2 separate regions of the Mus musculus genome follow, and region 1 is linked to region 2. The links are chromatin contacts, found by Hi-C or POLR2A ChIA-PET in ENCODE. All regions are on one chromosome and are shown on one strand. The core of a region is the stretch at or near the end of the contact, and the rest is flanking DNA. Distances in the headings are between cores, read along the strand shown. Region 1 has its middle 40 kb from the start of Mmp15. Region 2 holds the start of Mmp15 (matrix metallopeptidase 15).

Region 1 (4,645 bases), core at 232-2,731, 41 kb before region 2:
TGCCACACAGAGATAGTACAGAGGCAGCACAGAACCCCTTTCCTCCAGGACTCTGAGCCAGCAACTCCTGGCTCTTGGGGAACAGCCCCTCTGAACCTATGAGAGCTATGGTCCTTTCTTAACTGGGCATGTTTTGCACTTTGTGCCCACCCAAAACATCCCCATAGACATCTGTCTAGACTTTTGTCATTTCTTTGGGGAGCCTGAGGTCCCAGCACATGGCTTAAAATTGCAAAAAAATATATAGGAAATATATATAGGTAAGGCTGGGATTCCACCTTTCTGCCTGTGTGTCCAGGCATAGACTCTGTTAGCCAAACACCTTCTCTTCCTCTCTCTTTCTCACCAGCCTGAAAACTCACCCCCACAGTGAACCCTCAGAAAGGGCTCATCTGCGTGGGGACACTGGAACTTCTGAACTTTTCTGTTCTCCTTAGTCCATCTTTAGTTTTGATCACCTCCATCAAAGCTTGGTCAAAGGGATGTGGCCCATCTCCAGCCTGTCTCTACTTTCTTCCTTCTTCCTCCCTTATATAAACACTTGCCTGGTGTCTGAATGACCTAGGCCTTTAATGTTCAAGCTACTTACCCTAGGCTACCTAGGCCCAGCAGCAGAGGCCATGGAGCAGCAAGAAGAGGGCCCCTTCTTCAAGGTCACCTTTCCCAGTCCATCCCACTCCACACTCTCATTCTCCAGAGGATTTCCATCCTCTCCACATGGGATTCTCCCTGTCCACCCTTCTGCCATCCACCTACCTGTTTAGAGTGCACATTGAGGGATGAAGGAGTTGGATACAAAGACCTGCATATGTTGATGGTTGTTTATTCACTTTTTCAGCTCTGGGGTAAATACATTGGAATCTTTGTTCTGCCACATTTGGGTTTTTTGTTTGTTTGTTTGTTTTTTTTGTTTATTACCTTGAGCACAAGCCACACTTTCTGTGATTTCTGCCTCTTGGAACAGTGGTTTTTCCATGTCCCCTAGGCATGTCCTTAGAATGTCAAAAGCAAAGCTCCTGGGGCAGGGAAAGACAGGTATGTCTGAGGAAGTGAGTGGGCTTGGTAAAGGAGGTAGAAGACAAGAAGAGGAAGGAAGTTGCCAAAGTAGAATGCCTGTCAAGATGCCTTGAGCCAAGGGTTGGGCATTCGTGACTGTCTTGCACATGTGGTCTCTGATACACTGCTGTATTCCCTCACAAAATCATCAAATGCCACACCCTGGCTGGCTGTGCAATATACCATGTCAAATATATAATGTATAATGTTGCATGTAAAATACGTTAAAACCCACTTATTGTCTCTTCTTTGGGCCAAGCCCAGGCTGGACCTGTCCCGAGCCTCCATCAGTCGGGGCCGGTACAGTAGAGCTCCCCAGGAAAGGAACTATTGTGGCCCATAAATAGGTTAGGCGGTCAGGAAACGGGAAATCCTGAAACACAATGAGGCCCAGTGCACAGGGGCTTCCTTTAGGCACAGGACTGGCTTGGGGATGCAATTGGGGCCAAGTGCCTCTCTCCCTGAAGTAAGACTCCCTGATTGCTGGCCACAGACACTGACTGCTCTTACCACAGCCTTCAGGGACATTCAAGACTCAACCTCACCCCAGGGGTAGCTCAGGACAGTCCATGCAGAGCTGAGACAGTCAGCAGAACAGCAAGGGGACAGTGGGCACCTCCCAGCTGAGCTCTGGCAACTGGCCACAACAGGAGGTGATGGAGCAGCCGGGCCTGTCCCGGGAACAGGTTCTTTCTATAACCCCTGAGTACCTCTGCCAGGCCCTGTCACCACACTAACCTGCACACCTTCAGCATTCTCATCCTAGGCTACCCAAAGGATGCAGGAAGAGCAGGCTGCACATGTACCACGACAGTGGACACAGGGAACCGGGAACTCTGAAAATGCATGTTCCAGAAAAAAATCATAAGGCAGATAGCACAACTCAGTGTCCTATAGGACCTCAGCATCGCACACACGGGCAGGCAAGATGGCTCAGTGGATAAAGGTGTCTACTTACTGTCAAATCCAACAAACTGAGTGCGGGTTCCAGGAACCACATAGAGAAAAGAAAGAACCAACTCCCACAAGTTGTCCACTGACTTCCACATGCATGCTATGGTGTGTGTGTGTGTGTGTGTGTGCACACGCTTGCAAGCACCTGTGCATACCCATATGTTCATTTAGTGCACACACATTAAATGAATTGGTAAATAAATCTAAAAATGCCCACAAACATATATGTATGCCAGTGTAAACTGGAAGCACAGAAAAAGTCAGATGGTCCACAAAACATCAGGACATCAGGGCTGCTAGGGACTTCTCTGTGTGTATGCTTTCTATTTTTTCTACAGCAATCTTTGTAATCTTAAACAAACAGGGCACGGAACACCACATCCTATAGTAGAAGATATTTTATATCTTTAGCATGAGCTTTTAAATGGGTGGGGAAATGGAAGGAGAGTCGTCAGTTGGGAAAACAGGATACAGAGCTGTATACGTCAAATGTAAAGGATGAGACCGTGAGAAGAGGATGGGAAGGAAAGGCTGATGTCATAAAGGCCCTGACACCTACAGGACAGTCCCCCTTCCGGTATACCAGGCAGCCTCAGTTCTTCTGGCAATTCCATGCATGTCAGAGAGAATCTTATTGTCGTTGCTACACCCTTGATTGAGCCTTCTTACATCACCAGGTAATGTAGAAAGAACAGGCATAAACATCGTCTGGCTGAAAGGTTTCCGGAGACTTCCTTTAACAAGTATGTGTTATCATGTTTGTATTCCTTTCAAAGCTCGGTCTCACCTCCAAACTCGGCAGAGCATGAACTAGAGTTCAGCACGGCTCCCTGGTTCCTTCTCATCCCCTTCCTGAGTAAATTTTGCATAGGGTGAATGTGGTCTTAAGTGTATCAATGATTGATTAGACAAATGCTACCATGCTACAGAGCATGAACGTCAGGAAATTACCCAGTGGAAACATGGCACGTGAGATCATATAGTGTGCCGTGTTTGTGTCCGGCCCATTCATTCACCACAGTATCTTTTCCATTTGCCCACGCCATTGCATGGTCCACTGGGTTTCTTTTCTTTTTTATTTGGTTTTTCAAGACAGGTTTTTTTCCATGTGACCCTGGCTGTTCTGGACCTTGCTGGATCAGGTTCCAGGTTGACCTCAACTCAGAGATCTGCCTGCCTCTACCTCCTGAGTGCTGGGATTAAAGGCAAATGCCACCAATGCCTGGCTAGTCTGCTGGTTTTCATTGTTGAATATTAGCCTAGAGCTGCCTATGGCTTTGTTCTGAATAACATCTGCACAAATCTCCCTGAGAATGGAGCCAGCCTCTCCTCATAGCTGTCAAACACTTGTGCTTTTTTGGCTTATCTAATTTGTTTCTCCTTTTCCTGTTAATTTTGTAGAAACTCTTTGATTATTGAAGTTGGATGCTGTCTCTCTCTCTCTCTCTCTCTCTCTCTCTCTCTCTCTTACACACACACAGAGACATAGAGAGAGACAGAGAGACAGAAGACAGACAGGAAGAGACATAGACAGACAAGAGAGGCAGACAGAAAAAGAGAGAGACAGACAGGCAGATAGGGAGAGACAGACAGACAGACAGACAGAAGAAGAGAGACAAAGACAGACAGGTAGAGAGAGACAGACAGGGAGACACAGACAGACAGAGACAGACAGACAGGGAGACACAGACAGACTGGAAGTAAGGGAGGGAGAGAGAGCAGAAACAGACAGAGAGGGAGGAGGGAGGAGAGAGAGAGAACACCCGTTGTTGGTTTAGGAAGAGGCGTAGAAGACTACAGGAAGACGAGTGACAGTTGATGTGGTTGGTGGCTATGATGGTGCCTTTGTGGCCTTGCTCTCCACACTTAGAGTCCCCTCCAGCCCTCTCTGCCTCAGTCACAGGGTATTCGAGGCTCTGCTCTCACACTCTGTGCTCTCCCTGTCTAGCTTGCTCCTGCTGCTCTGGCCCCTGCCATTCGCACACCTGAGCCTTTCTCATTTAGAGTCTCTCTTTCTGGGGGCATACTTCCCCAGACTTCGCTTAGTTTCCCTTCTGAAGGCTCTGAGAGAAAACACCAGTGTTTTCCAGAGTCTGGAGGCTCTGCGTGTTACTATTTCCCGATTCATGGCTGCCTCTGTCTTCACATAACCTCCTCCCTTTTCTGCCCCTGCCTCCGTCCCTTTCTCTTGCATCCCTCCCTTTGACTGTGCTAGGCACATCCTCTGCCTGCCCTGAGCCACACCCCCAGCTCCCCCTTTAGGCCATTCTTTTGTTTGTTTGTTTGCTTGCTTGCTTGCTTGCTTTAGTTTTTCCAAAACAAGGTTTTCCTGTGTAGTCCTGTCTGTCCTGAAACTTGCTCTGTAGACCAGGCTAGCCTTGAACTCAGAGATCACCTGCCTTTGCCTCCCAAGTGTTGGGATTAAAGGCGTGCGCCACCACTGCCCAGCCATCACCCCAAATCTTAATCCCCAGCAGCATCAAACCAAATTCAAATTTCCATTTAAAGATACTTTTCTCACAACTCACAATGATGATGCATGCCTGTAAATCCAGCACTTGGGAGATTGAGGCAGGAGGCTCATCACTGGTTCCAGCCTGGGCTACATAGTGACCCCTAGGACAGCCTGGGCTAC
Region 2 (4,234 bases), core at 1,044-3,543:
TATGACATCCATCCTTCCACCCACTGTGGATTCCAACATGCAACCTTTCTGAGTCCCCTCCAGCCACAGCCTAGGCACAGCCAAAATTGTACCCCAAGAGTCAATCTTAGCCAGGGACACCATGGTTTTCTTCTGCGGTGTGTGTATGTGTATACGTGGTGGTGGTGATAGACTGTGGGCACACTTGGCTGTACTGCCTCAGTTGGAGGAGGCTCCCTAAGCCTCAGCTCCTTGGCCATCCAGGAGGCCCATTCACAACCACCAGACTCCAGCTTGGTCTGTGTAGGCCACAAATTCTCAAAGGGGAATCAGTGACTTGAAATTCTTTGGCACCTTCTCTGGTGGTAGCACCTAGGTTACAGGCAAACAATTCCTACCAGCAGGAGCTCCCCCTGAAAGCCTCTGCCCCAAGGCATTGTGAATTGGGTTGGGTTCCCTGCAACTCTCTGATCTGATGAGAGGAAGGCAAGGCAGGTGGAGGATTGGAGGTGTAAACTGGCCCCCCCCAACCCAAGTTTTTATTAAAGTAAGATGGGGGAGGGAACAGACTTCCATTGGAAAAATCTCTCTCAGGCAGACTAGAAAACTGGGCAAGCCTTCGGGGCTGGGATGGAATAGTAGGCTGTCTGCAAACCATCGCTCCAGGCAGCCCAAGGGCACCAAGGCCCCAAGCCTACACAGAAGATGCAGACCCTGGCTCATCCTCTCTCCAGATTCCACACCTAGTCTCCTTTCTCCTAGAGCTGGAAAGAATGATCATTAAAAGTTCGATGGCACCCAGCGCGCTAGGGGCATACACTGGAGGGAGAGGTACCCATAGGGACTCTGAGCAGAGACCGCGCCTGGTCACTTGCAGGACCAATCCAGAGAGCAGCCAGCATATGGACGTCAGCCCGGCTTCCAGAGAAAAGAGGCGTGGAGTCTACCCAGTTTCACCCAGGCCTGGGCGTAGGGACGCTGGTGTGAAAAGTGTTTCAGAAGATAGGGCCTGTCCTTCAGACCCTGTCCCTGGAGTGGGAATGCTTCAGCCCCAAGAAGTCACCAAAGCACCTTTGCAATCCGTCATTAGCCTGGGAGATTCACACCCATCCCCCAACCACCCTGGCTAGCCCGGCGACGCACGATGTCAGCCAAAGGAGCTTCAGCCAAAGCGCGAGCGCTGCGGGGCTCTTGCTCCGCCTAAGCTCTCACTACCCGCAGCACCCCACCCCTCGTCACTCGTAAAGCCCACATTGCGCGGATCCGGCTCTCGAGGAATCGCGCGGGCTAAATGACTGGAGGCGAGGGATAGGGGCTGCGGAAGCGGCTGCAGGGACTCAAGCTAGGGCGGGTCAGTGCCCCGAGCGGCTTTCAGGGTGCACAGCAGCTGCGAGCTCTGTGCTCCCAGGGCTTTGGGAAGAGGCGCGCAGCAGAGCTCTGACCAGGGAGTGGCAGCCTGCCAGTCCCGCTTTTTCAATCAGGCTCTCCAGCCCAGATCGGTCCTCACCCCCTAAGGCCGGGTGCGTCTCCCCCCACCTGCAGGTCCCCGCTGCGGCGGGTGTGGTTCGCACTACATCCCTCGGGTTCTTACCTCCGCGGCGTACACTTCGGCGTCTTTAGACGCTGTACCATGGCCCAGACAGTCCAGAAGCACCAGTAGCAGCGGGAGCAGCGAAGCTCGGCTGCTGAGGCAGCTGCCAGTGCAGCCTGGACGTCCGAGTGCGCTCCGGTCGCTGCCCATGCTCCTAGGCAGTCAGCCCGGTCCTGAGCGCTGCACGCGGGGCTAGCTGGCTGGCCCGCACCGCGTCCTCGCACGCGGCTGGGAAACTTGCGACGCTCCCTGGCTCCCGGCCCCGCGGGCGCGCGGCGGACCTCCGGCTCCCGGTGCCTGCCTGAGGAGCTCAGGTCCCCTCTGCCAATTCCCAAACCGGGTGAGAAGCGGGCAGGGCAGGTCGGGGCACGCGGGGACTCGCCCGCTGGAGAAGGGGACCGGCCGAGCTGCACGCCGCAGAGTCTCGCAGCGTCGGCGCGGTGCGCCCTGGCCCCGGCCCCCGAGAGCAAGCAGAACTCCAGAGCCTTTGTCTGGCTCAGCGCTCCGGCCGCCCGGTCCCGCGGCGCCCCCTGCGCGCCCTGCACTCTCTGTCCATGCCCAAGGTCCTCCGCGCTGCCCAGAGTGCGCGCTTCCCTCTGGCGACTCCACTAGCTGCCGCGCCCAATCGGGCCTGGATCCCCAGGCAGTCCCGGGAGGGGCGCAGGGAACCGGCCCGACAGAGCGACGAGCCCGCCAGCCAGCTAGCCAGCGCCCGGCGTCCCCGGCGAGTTTGGCTCCGCAGCCCTACTCCCAGTGCGCGGCGGGAGCCGCGGTTCTTAAAGGGCCAGTGTGCTCCCTGTGCGCAAAGCCAGGCGGAGGCTGGGGGCGGGACCTAACCCGAGGCTTCTCAGTAGCAGGTGCCGCCTGCGGTGACCCGGCAGGTGGGTGACCCTACTCCATTTTTCCTGATGGCAGTAAACCTCTCCTAGCCTGCTTAGCTCCTATCTCTGGGGAGCAGGAGTGACCCATGACTCGACCCTATGCTGAGGGAGGGCGCAAGGAAGGCGAGATCTCCCTTGGAGGGAGGCGAGAGGACATTCAGATCAAAGTGGGACAGAAAAAGACTTGGGTAAGGACCTGAAGTACTGCTTTAAGCTTTTAAACATGGCAATAAAACTCTGGGGGTGGGGGGAAGTTGGAGGAGCAAGTAAGATGGCTCAGCAGGTAAAGGCCCTGGCCACTATCAAATTTGTCAAGTACGGCGAAAAACTTCGATCTCCAGGACCTACTTGGTGAACCGATAGAACCTGTGCCACCGTAGCGCTCGTTAGACCCTACACACCCACGCAAGTCCCAGAGCAGAGTGTCTTAGTCTCTTTAGTAAATTTCCCCAGTGGAGAAGTCTGGGATTAGGGCGCCTCTGGGGCGCCTCTAGTGCTGAATGCAACCTAGAGCGCACGCTTACAAGGCGTGTGAGTCTGCATCCTTACTCCCTGCCCAGTGGATAAGAGCAACTGACTAGATTTTTTTCTGAGTTTCAGTGTTGGGCTGAGGGTTCCGGTTCCTAGTGTGCACACATTTCGTTTCCAAGAAAAGTCCATTCCACTATATTTGGTCTCTGTGCCCGCGAGGCCCATCGGAACTCCGGGTGGAAGGGCAAACCTTCTGGGGAAGCTGGGGCTGGATTTTAATTTTTACTCCGGCGTGGACGCTAAGGTGATCGAAGGGCCACGGCAACTTCGTCCAACCCCAGGTCAGCCCTAGTGTCCTTAACTGGGGGAATTGGTATGCCACTTGAGAACCAGGGCAGAAGGCAGCACACTTTATCACCTCCCCACAGACTAGAGAAATGGTGTTTACCTTCCCTGAGGGTGGTCTTTCCTAGAGTTGACTCTCTGGATGCCTCCGACCCCTCTCACCTCTCAGAATCAGGAGACCTGGCAAAGGACCTTATGGCTGGTTTGAACCCACTCACCGGCTGAAGGAAAATAAAGCATACCCATTGCCTGGCCTACTAACAGCTCGAGGAAAGGAGATGGGGATTTAGAGAAGAGGTAGAGGCAGTCTCTCCCCTTCCCACTGGTGGACCTCTCTGTTGGGGGTCCCTCGCCGGGAAAACCAGCTGCTGAATTTTCTAATTAGAAATTTGATTTTGGGGCTGGTGAGATGGCTCAGTGGGTAAGAGCACCCGACTGCTCTTCCGAAGGTCCAGAGTTCAAATCCCAGCAACCACATGGTGGCTCACAACCATCTGTAACAAGATCTGACTCCCTCTTCTGGAGTGTCTGACAGCTACAGTGTACTTACATATAATAAATAAATCTTTAAAAAAAAAGAAAAAAAAAGAAATTTGATTTTGACAAATGTCTAGTGTCTGGTGAAAAACAGCCCCTTTTCTGTTCAGGTGTACTGCATCTGTTTGCCAAATTTATTCCCAACTTTTTTTTTTTTTTAAACTGAGTTTATGGGGCTAACTCGGAATAAGAAAAAAGAAAACCAATCTCACTCGAGTCGGCAAGATTTGAGAGACTATGATAAGTCAAATCTGATGCCCCCCCCCCATTGCCGGTTGTTCTAGCTGTAGGAAATGGATCCCACCCCCCCGTCCCTTTCCCCTCCCCACCTCAAAAAAGTTTTTCCCAGACAGTATTTCATTGTGTAGCCTTGCTGTCTTGGACTTCACTCTATAGACCAGGCTGCTCTCTGATTCACAGAGATCCACCT

What was found. A loop is a pair of places that touch in the nucleus more often than their neighbours do. ChIA-PET counts read pairs that join two places held with the same protein, here RNA polymerase II (POLR2A).
Region 1: a map of heart shows a loop between it and region 2 (3-fold over the local background). The contact joins the enhancer-like site here to the promoter of Mmp15 in region 2. A Hi-C loop is called at or near these places in 5 of 37 maps with a recorded cell type or tissue (all heart). POLR2A ChIA-PET finds 5 or more read pairs at or near these places in 3 of 5 experiments (Patski and embryonic stem cell).

Annotation. Positions count from the first base shown.
Region 1 is chr8:95,389,652-95,394,296 of GRCm38, reverse strand. No RefSeq gene overlaps it. Among named protein-coding and RNA genes, the nearest start is that of Mmp15, 40 kb to the right of the region's middle. Within about 2 kb of position 1,481, at least 1 of the 3 ENCODE cell types and tissues checked has a DNase peak (open chromatin) inside an H3K27ac peak, as active enhancers do; it is heart, where a contact is called at or near this core.
Region 2 is chr8:95,350,355-95,354,588 of GRCm38, reverse strand. Mmp15 (matrix metallopeptidase 15) reads right to left here and starts at 2,293. Exons shown (of 10, transcript NM_008609.4): 1 at 1,571-2,293. The coding sequence starts at 1,720.